2 separate regions of the Homo sapiens genome follow, and region 1 is linked to region 2. The links are chromatin loops, found by intact Hi-C in ENCODE. Cell type or tissue: heart right ventricle. All regions are shown on one strand. Region 1 overlaps BUB1B (BUB1 mitotic checkpoint serine/threonine kinase B). Region 2 holds the start of PAK6-AS1 (PAK6 antisense RNA 1).

Region 1 (5,000 bases), 76 kb after region 2:
CTATTAAATGGTCTCAACATAACAAAAAAGATATTGTTAGAGTTCACAGAAAAAACAAGACCCAACTATTTGCTGTGTATAAGAAACCCACTTAAAAAATATAAAGACATAGGTTAAAAGTTAAAGAAGCTAATTAACATAAGTGTCACTAAAGTTGGTATATAACCCTCCACTGCTAAATTCAACTAGCTTAACAAAAGGGTAAAAAGAAAATGACACAAAAACCTGTTACGCAAATATAACAGTATTATTTTGTAATAGCCAGAAGGTGCAAACAACCTAAATGTTCACTAACTGATGAATGGATAAATAATATTCATATGATGGAATATCATTCGGCAATAAACAGGAATAAAGTACTGATACATGTCACAACTATGTTCATTTATGATGAACCTTGAAAACAGTATGCTGAAAATCCCTGTTCCACCCTTCCCTCCCTGGAAAAAAAAAAAGGAAATAGTATGCTAAGTAAAAGAAGCCAATCACAAAAGACCATGTATTGTAGGATTCCATTTAACTAAAATGTCCAGAATAAGCAAATCCATAGAGACAAAAAGCAGAGTAGTGGTTGCCTAGGAGCGAGGTAAGTAGGAATGGAGAGTGACTGCTAATGGGCATGGGGTTCATTTTAGGGTGTTAAAAATGTTCTAAAATTAGATTGTAATGATGATTATACAACTCTAAGAGTGGTTTTTTTTTAATGTGGTTTTTAAAAAGTAAAGAAAGGGAAAAGATGTATCATGCAAACAAAAAGGAAGCTGGAATAGCTGTACTAATATCAGACCAGGTAGACTTCTGAATAAGGAGTATTATCAGGGATAAAGGGAGACATTATATAATGATACAGGGGTCAATTCTAAATGTTTATGCATCTAAAAGAACTTCAAAATATATTAGGCAAAACTGATGGGACTAAAAGAAATAGACAAAATCACAAAGAGGCTTCAAAACCCTTCTTAGTAATTGATATAACAAGTAGACAGAAAGTCATCAATGATACAGAAGACCAGAACAGACTACCAGTCAACTTGCCCTAAATTATATTTACAGAATATTACACTCTAAAAAACAGAATACACATATTTTTCAAGTGTACATGAAGCATTCACCAAGATAAACCATAATCTGGGTGATAAAACAAACCTTAACAAATTTAAGACTTGAAACCATATACCTTATGTTCTCTGACCACTATGGAATTAAACTAGATATCAATAACAGAGATATCTGAAAAATCCAAAAACACTTCCTAACTGAAGTAATACACTTCTAAGTAACTCATGGGTCAAAAGGAAGACACGGGGTAAGCTAGAAAATATTTTGAACTAAATTAAAATGAAAATACAGTATATCACAACTTGTGGGATACAACTAAAGCAGTGCTTAGAAGGGAATTTAGAGCATTAAATGCTTATATTAGAAAAAGAGAAAGGTCTAGAATCAGTGATCTAGGCTTTCACCTTAAACTACAAAAAGAAGAGCAAGTTATATCCAAAGCAAGCGGGAAGAAATAAAGTGCAGAAATAAAATTAAGAACAGAAAATCATTAAGAGAAAAAAAAAAAAAATCAATGAAATGAACCCAAAAGCTGGTTTTCTAAAACAATCAGTAAAATTGATATCCAAGCCAGACTGAGAAGACATAAATTACCAGTATCAGGAGAAAGGGAGAATCACTATATAACCTACAGACATTAAAAGCATAATAAGGGAATATTATGAACAACTCTATGCCCACAAACTCATTAACTTGGATGAATGGATCAATTCCTTGAAAGACAAAAATCTACCAAAGTTTACTTAAAAAAAAAAAAGCCTAAATAAATGGAGAATTATACCATATTCCTGTATAATCCTAATCAAAATCCCAGAAAGCTGATTCTAAAACTTATATAGAAAGTCAAATGAACTACCAGAGTTAAATATAAGAATAAAGTTAGAGGACTCATTTTATCTGATTTCTAGACTTACTATAAAAGGTATAGTAATCTAGATAGCATGGTAAACACTAATGGATAGACACGTACATCGGTAGAAAAAATAGAATAATAGAAATAAACCTACATGAATATGATCAACTGATTTTTTAAAAATCAAGGTATAAAGGCAATTCAATGGAGAAAGGTTAGTCTTTTCAACAATTGGCATTGGAACAAATGAACATTAATATGCTAAAAAAGAACCTTAACCTCTATCCTCTACAAAAATTAACTCAAAATGGATCAGGGATCTAAATGTAAAAAGTGAAATTATAAAACTTGAAGATGAAAACTTGAAGATGAAAATCTCTGTAACAATCTTTGGCTAGACAAAAAATTCTCAGACACAACATCAAAAGCACGATCCATACAAGAAAAACTTGTAAATTAGACTTCTTTAAAATTAAAAACTTCTGTTCTAAAAAAGACAGTTAAGAAAATGAACAGACCAGGCTTAAGCTGAGAGAAAATATTTTCAAATCACATATCTGACAAAGGCTTATACTTACAATCTATAAAGAACTTTTACAACTCAAATGCATTATGCTAAATCAAACAGGCCAAACTCAAAAGGCTATATATTATACGATTCCATTTATATGGCAGTCTGGAAAAGGCAAAACCACAGGCTGGAGAATAAATCAGTGTTTGCCAGGGGTTTGGGTTCAGCATAGGTACTAATTACAAAGGGAATTCTTTTGGGGGGTGTGAAATTATTCTGTATCTTGTTAATGATGATGATCACAAGTCTTTTTACTCCTAGTACCATATACCAAAGAGTGGATTTTACTCTATGATAAATAAAATTTTTAAAATATATCTTTAAAAAAATTGAATAGTAACTAAGTAAACTTAACATGCCAATCCACCAGAAAGCACTTTATTCAGATGCAAAAAAGAGATAATTTATTTCTATTATTTTTAGAGTTAAGACAAGCTCCAAAGAAAGTTTACCGGTGCTGGGACTGTAGTCTTTCTAGTGGTTCAGCCTTCTGTTGAATCCCTTCCTGAAATATCGCATCTGCTTTCCTAAAGTTTTCTCTAGCTTCATATTCTTCTGCCCATGAGATATAGAACTGAGCAAGTGAAACACCAATCCCTTGGTTGTGCAAGTAACTGTACATATCCAAAGGCTCATTGCATAAACGCCCCTGTAACAGAAGTGTTAACAGTTAACCAATTTCTACTCACGTATTGAATGCCTATTAGTTGCCAAACAATCACTGGAGATACTACATGCAATTCCTGTATTGAAAAAAAAATCTATTATTACAATGTGATAAGGACCATACTGGGAGGACCTAAAAAAGAGGCAAAACTGAGCGATTTGTAAGAAGAGTTGGAGAGTAAAGGCTTCAAGAAGGAGTAATAAGCCAGGTGCAGTCGCTTCTGCCTGTAATTACAGCACTTTGTGAGGCCGAGGTAGGAGTAGGAGGATCGCTTGAGGTTAGGAGTTTGAGACAAGCCTGGGCAACATAACAAGACCCTGTCTCTACAACAAAATTTAAAACTTTAGCTGGGCATGGTGGAAGGCGCCTGTAGTCCTAGCTACCCAGGAGGCTGGGGCAGGAGAATCACTTGAGCCCAAGAGTTTGAGGCTGCAGTGAACTATGATGGTGCCACTGCATTCTAGCCTGGGTGACAGAGTGAGACCCTGTCTCTAAAGAAAATTAAAAAAAGGGGGGAGGAAGGGGTTAACATTTGAGCTTAGCCCTGAAGGAGAAATGGACTTTTATCAGGTGGAAAATGGGAAGGGAAGGGTATTTCAGCCAGAGAAAATAGCATAAGCAAAGATACAGAAAATTAAAAGTTATGTAGGGGTCCAGGCTAGATAGTTGTCTGGAGAAAAAGGCTGTGATAGGTCTTGAATATCAAGCTAATCAATTTTGAATCTGCCTAATAGTAATTGTTGTATGTGTTAGGGTGGGTGAGCGATAAGCAAAGGAATGACATAGTCAAATCTGTGTTTTAGAAGGGACATTATGAGACCATATACAATGTAGATAATTCTATTAGCAAGAGGGAGGAAAATATCACTAAAAACCTCACATCACAAACATTTTGATAAATTTTTTCAGTCTTTTTTCCCTTAAGGATGAAAGGATATGTATTATCTTATAAAGTTTTGATCATAATAAAATTTGCTTTTATTCCACTATAATACTGCATCATTCACTTTTCCACGCTGCTGCTTACACTTAACCATTATTTTTAATTTTTTTTTATTTCTACAGACAAGGTCTTGCTCTGTTGCCCAGGCTGGACTGCAGTGACGCAATCATAGCTCACTGCAACCTCGAATTCTTTTCACTATTATTTTTAAATGAATGCATCATGTTTCATCTAATAGAGCTTCCATAATTTAATTGTTCATCTACTTCTGGATATTTAAACAACTTCTAATTTTGCCCAATTATAAATAATTCTATAAAAAATAACTTCATGCATACAACCTTTCACATTTTACATTATTCCCTTAAGAGAAATTCCTAGAACTATGTTAAAAGGTAACAAATTGCTTTCTGAGAAGGTTGTAAAAATTGTTAATGCTAAAATTTAATAATTCGCAAAAATACTCATTCCACCAGACTCTAATCAGCATTAGAAGCTATTAAAAACAATCCCTAAATTCACATAAAAATAGCATTTTTTTTCCTTTTTTTTGAGACAGAGTCTCACTCTGTCGCCCAGGCTGGAGTGCAGCGGCGCGATCTCGCCTCACTGCAACTTCCGCCTCCCAGGTTCAAGTGATCCTCCTGCCTCAGCCTCCCGAGTAGCTGGGACTATAGGCGCCCGCCACCACGGCTGGCTAATTTTTGTATTTTTAGTAGAGATGGGGTTTCACCATATTGGCCAGGATGGTCTCCATCTCTTGACCTGGTGATCCACCCACCTCGGCCTCCCAAAGTGCTGGGATTACAGGTGTGAGCCACCATGCCTGGTCAAAAATAGCATTTCAATGTTCTAGTTAGGAGTTCTGTTACTACTAGAGAAGCTACCATTTGTTACTTTACCAAAT
Region 2 (5,000 bases):
CAGCCTCTACTGGGGTCCGAGTCTGCCATCTGCTCCTCTTCACGTGACTTGAGAGTCAGGAGAGGTGGCACCCCAGCACCCTATCCTGGCTCCCAAAATACACGGGGGAAGGAAATTTCATCTGCTTTTCTGCTCAGCTGTCACCTGCGGGGGAGGAGGGTCCTAGACGCAGGTTGTGGCCCTCATGTGGATGCCCACAAGATTCAAACAACCTGCTCAGGGTCAGTGTGCTGAAGTGCGGAGAGGCCCTGGGAGGATGAGCAGGACCCTGAGGCTCTGCTGTCCCACTTGAGGGACCCAGACAGATGCAGCATGGGCCAGGGCAGACAGCATGACATGCAACCTGCCAAAATGTTTGGGCTCTCTGCCTTTGTCACTATTCCCATACCACTGGCCCCAGTGAATCCCCAGGGGAGAGATAATGGGCTGCTGTTTAAAAGAATACAGTAATACAGCTCATTCAGTCACTTGTGTCAACAGGCGTGAGCCACCGCGCCCGGCCTACCCTAGATTCTCAACAGCCTCTGCACACAGAGGTCTGAGTCCTTAGCATAGGGTCCTCAATGCCTAGCTAGGACCCTATGCTAAGCATTGGAACCTCTGGCATTGGAACCCTATGCTAAGCAGAAGGAACCTCTGGCATCCCTAATCACAAGATTGCCTTTTTTTCTACAGCTCTTAACTTTCCAGACCTCTATTTCACCTCCTTAACACTCACAACTTTACACTCACAACACCATTGTGAGTTGGGCTGAACCTGCTTTCCTGGGCCCATTTTAAAGACAGCAGGGAGCTGGAGAGAGAAGGAGGAGGCAAGAAAAGAAAGGTATGCTTATAAAGTGCCCACCACATGGATAGACTGTGCTAGGTGCTTTTTATTAGTACATCTAATGGCTAATTGTAGCTACTGCGAGCTCTGTTTTACAGATGAAGAAACTGAGGCTCAGAGAGAAGTAATTGTCCAAGACAGTAAGTGTGGAGCTGGGATTCAAAGTCAGATCTCTCCGACTCCAAACTCCAGGCTCATCCACAATGCCCAGTGCCCAGAGAAGTCAAGTGACCTGCTCTGGATCACACAGCTATGCAGAACAGAGATGGGACTGGAAGCTCAAGCCAGAGGCTCCCTCTATCCCAGGCAACAGTTGAGGTTCCAGGGTCACCCATGAACACATGAACATGTGTGATGTGCAGGGGGCGCTGCTGTTTCTGATGCCCAAGCCAGATCCTCTTCCAGGAATGGCCCCTTCCCTGGGTCACCACGAGGTCCAGAGACCCTGAATTAGGGTCTCTCACTACTCGCCCTCCAAGGACCCCTACCTTTACTTTATTCCTATTGCTTTGCTCTAATACCCTCTGACAATAGCTTGCCAAACAGCCAGACTGCCCTCAAAGCTCTCCAGGATGGGAGAACTTGGAGTGGCTTAGCCCTTCCCAACATAGCAGCTGGAGGCTGATGAGGCAGTTACTCCCCACAACCGCCTAATGAGGAGGAAGGCATTCGCATTCCCATTTTACAGATGAGGCCATTTATAAGTTTGTAGAGAAGTGAAGCAACTTGTCTAAGGAGTCAAAGGCAAAGTCTGGATAGATTCAAACCCCACTCTCTTCGGTTCCAAATGTGTCTTCGGCCACTGTCCTATATACTATGGAGGAGAATTCATGGCACTGCAGGCTGAACCTCACCTTGCATGGAACCAGGCGTTTTCTTATCCAATGCGGCAACCTATGCCACACCGGCCACCAAAAACGAGCATGGACACAGACCTGAGCCCCTCTGCCCCCTTCACCCAGAAAAACAAGTCAGAAAAGCCCCCAAAAAACCACCAGAATGGGGCAAGATACAGAAAACGCAACCTACACCCTGGGAGCTCTTCATGGCTTAGCCTCCAGTGCTCCCAGCAGCACCTACACTCCAGATCGGATGCCACCTGAGCAGGTCTGGAGATCTGGGGAATGAGCGGTGGGCTGGGATGTGTGGAGCGGCAGCTTCACCTGTAACTCCTGCGGGAGTCTCCCACGGCTGCCTCCCACCCTGCCCTGCACAGCCACTGGGCCTGCCACCACCCTTCCTGTTTGGGAACCTCTTCCCCGGCATGAATTCCCTGCACTCTGCCGCGGTGACACCCTCACCCAGGACAGGCATCAGACCTGAAGATGGGCCCGGGGGCAGGGCGGGCCATTTGAGGTCTTGACGTCTACCAGCCTACCGTGGGGCCATGGGGCAAAGTGGTGTAAGTGACTTAACATGCACCCACTAAGGATCGAGAGACGGCACCTGGAAGGGACCACCTCCGCTGCCTAGCAGTACCAGGAAGGAGCCAGCCCAGGAGGGCCACCTGCCTGCCCACTGTCCCTCCCTGCCTGCTCTTCAAAATGGGTGCAGAAGGCTCTAGGGCCGGGGGCCGCTCGCTCACTCACCTTCCGGCGCCTTCCGCCTCTTCCTCGCGACTCCTCACCCGCACTGGGCCTCTCTCTTAGGCGCTGAGGAGAGGGAAGACCTGGGACCTTGCTGGGCCAGTCCTCCGCAGGCCTGCGCGGAAACAGATCAGAAATGCATTATGGCAAATGTAGCAAGTGTTCCCGCGGGTGTTGCGACTGGCTGACGTCCAGGCGCTGGGAACCGCTCCGCGCCCGCCTCCCGACTGAACTCCTGGCTCAGGTGCAAGAGGCGGCAGGCTCCTTGCGGGGCTTACGGGGAGAAGGGGACGTTGGGCGCAGCACCGCTTCCGGGGCGGCCCCTCTCCAGCCACACTCCGACCCGGCGCGGCCACCCGGCCCCAGCTCGCAGGCCCCACTGCTGCGCCCTCTCGGGGACGCGAATGCCCCGCGCCGGGCGGGCGCCCGCGGAGGGAGGTCCCGCTCCAGGGACGCGGAGCTCCAGATGCCTGCGCCCAAGGCCCCTCGCCTGGCGCCGGCTGGTCCCGAACTTCGGGGCATGGGCACCCAGGAAGGGGGCTGCGCGTGTTGGGAGGCCCGTCCTCTCGCCGCGAACCTCCGGGGCAGCCGGGGAACCCACCTGCGGAGCGGGAAGCCCAGGAACGCTCGAAGAGGTCGTGGGAGCCGGGCCCGCCCTCCGCGGGAGGGACCTCGGCGCGGGAACGCCGAGGAGGGGCCGCGCTTACACGTTGGTGCAGCGCCGGCTTCACCTGACCGCGATTTTGATTTCAGGGTGTGGCCTCAGGTAGGACGCGGCGGCGAACCCAGAGCGCGGGAGAAGTTGCCAAGTGTCGCTGGGGCCTTGGCCAGGAGCCCCTCTGCCCGAGGGGCGCCGTGCTGCTCAACTCTTTCTCTCCACCTGCTTGGCCCCAGTTCCCGCCCGCCCTTCGCCTCCGGGCCCTGGCCTGGCCACAGCCGCGGGGACCTGCCTGCGGCTCCACGGCCCAGTGGCCGCCTCGCGGAGACCCGACCTGGAGAATCAGCTGAGCGCCGGCTGTGTGTAATCACCTCGTTCACTGGCATCGCAGATGCACGCTCCAGAGCCGCGGGCCGACTCTCCCGGACCTGAGCGGGCCGCGTGTGCCCACCCACACATCCTGGAGAGCCCACGCGGGAGTCGGAAAACCTGTCACCTTGGATGATCTGTCCCATGTGGACAGGGCCCCAAGACTGTGCTGGGGTAGCCCCTTGCGCAGGCAGGAAAGCGGGATTTAAGGGATTCCAGTTCCCTTGTCAGCCCTTGCGCAGTCCTGAGTCCTGAGGACTTTCTAGCCTGAGAGTCCTAGGGCAGGAGACCCGCACCCCCAGAGCGGCTAGGGCCTGTTTCGGAGCCCCTCCGCCTGTGATTTTGTCCCAGAGTCGGCATCCTCTGCTTGTCCTCAGCAGTCCCTGCCTAAGATCAGAATGGCCATTCCAAGGGGCTCACTCCTGGCTGCCCCTGTGCCATGTTTCTTTTGGGGTACAGGGTGTTTTCTATACTGGGGGAAGGGACAGGAATCACTCATCTCTTCCCCAGATAAAGAAGTGAGAAGACCTTTGCTCTCCTTGTCTTGGGCCCCCAGAGAAAGGCTGTGTTCTGGCTGAGTGCTGAGGAAGTTCTGGCTTGGAAACTCAGTACATGTGGACTCCAAATGGCTGCCGTCAAGTGGTGGCTGGGTGACTGCCAGTGTCACAGAGCGGGGACCAAGGACAGTGCAGGGATTTTAAAAATCATTGTTGGGCACCTCAGACTTCAATGATTAACTGAGGTCACTATGGCCACTTATTTTTGTTCACTGATTCTTTAGACGCATCAATCTACTCACGGCTCAATCTTTTGCATTATAGGCTGTATTGGTTTCACACAATTTACTCTAAGGCGCCCACCTAATAGAGCTCAGGCAACCCGTGGGAACCTGACAGTCCCAAACAGGTCTGTACCCTGTGTGGCTGCACCACAAGCCCAATGCCCTCGGCTTTCCTAGGGAAAGCATGGTGCCAGGTGCAGATGCTGGCCCTCTGTGCTGTGGGACAGTGGTGTGGGAGCCAGCCAGCTAACCATACCCTGCTGCCATCCCCAACATCCCCAACACATATTTATATTTAGTTTCTGTTCTCCTCCCCTTACTCTGTCGCCTCCTCCTCCTCCTCTTTGTGTCTTTCCCACGCGGATTCTTTCTCTTTCCTCTGAGTGGACAATACTGTAGGCCTGACCCGCTTAGACAAACTCTGACCTCCTGTGGTCACCCAGGAAGCTGACTGCTAGGCCTTGGATGAGGGGGCAGTGGGAGGGGGACCAGGTGATACCAGAATGGCTCCCCCCACAGATTCGTTACCCAAGGACATGGGTACACTGGTCGAATGCTGGCTGCAGAAGCAGAATGTGCTGCGTGGAGGTGGCAGAGATTGGTTGCTGAGGATTTGAAATGAACCATGAACCAAAGCTAGAATGAAAGCATTATATTGTCTAACCTAGAATCGACACCCTAAATTATTTTTACTGATTCATGAATGCATATGTGAATTATTTTCTTTGACTACAAATGCCTTATATACCCAAATCACAGCTCCAAGCAGTACTTTTG

The links. A loop is a pair of places that touch in the nucleus more often than their neighbours do. Peaks named below come from ENCODE experiments on the same cell type or tissue, not always from the same donor. Only the 100,000 strongest peaks of a DNase experiment are listed, where the experiment ranks them.
Region 1: a loop joins it to region 2, with 2.8 times the contacts of the local background. A loop is called at or near these places in 1 of 110 quality-filtered maps.

The regions. Positions count from the first base shown.
Region 1 is chr15:40,174,609-40,179,608 of GRCh38, reverse strand. BUB1B (BUB1 mitotic checkpoint serine/threonine kinase B) reads right to left here. Exons shown (of 23, transcript NM_001211.6): 5 at 2,936-3,132. All of the region lies in intron 2 of LOC107984763 (a long non-coding RNA gene), which reads left to right. Among named protein-coding and RNA genes, the nearest start is that of BUB1B, 16 kb to the right of the region's middle. In heart right ventricle, no CTCF peak of the experiment used is centred here; no DNase peak of the experiment used is centred here.
Region 2 is chr15:40,250,708-40,255,707 of GRCh38, reverse strand. It overlaps BUB1B-PAK6 (BUB1B-PAK6 readthrough), which reads right to left. Exons shown (of 10, transcript NM_001128629.3): 2 at 2,419-2,530. PAK6 (p21 (RAC1) activated kinase 6) reads right to left here. Exons shown (of 11, transcript NM_001395430.1): 3 at 2,419-2,530. It overlaps PAK6-AS1 (PAK6 antisense RNA 1), which reads left to right and starts at 2,749. Exons shown (of 2, transcript NR_168270.1): 1 at 2,749-3,050; 2 at 3,169-5,000. RefSeq lists a silencer at 2,678-2,767. In heart right ventricle, no CTCF peak of the experiment used is centred here; a DNase peak (open chromatin) is centred at 2,631; H3K4me3 peaks cover 1,697 bases; H3K27ac peaks cover 811 bases; H3K27me3 peaks cover 3,019 bases.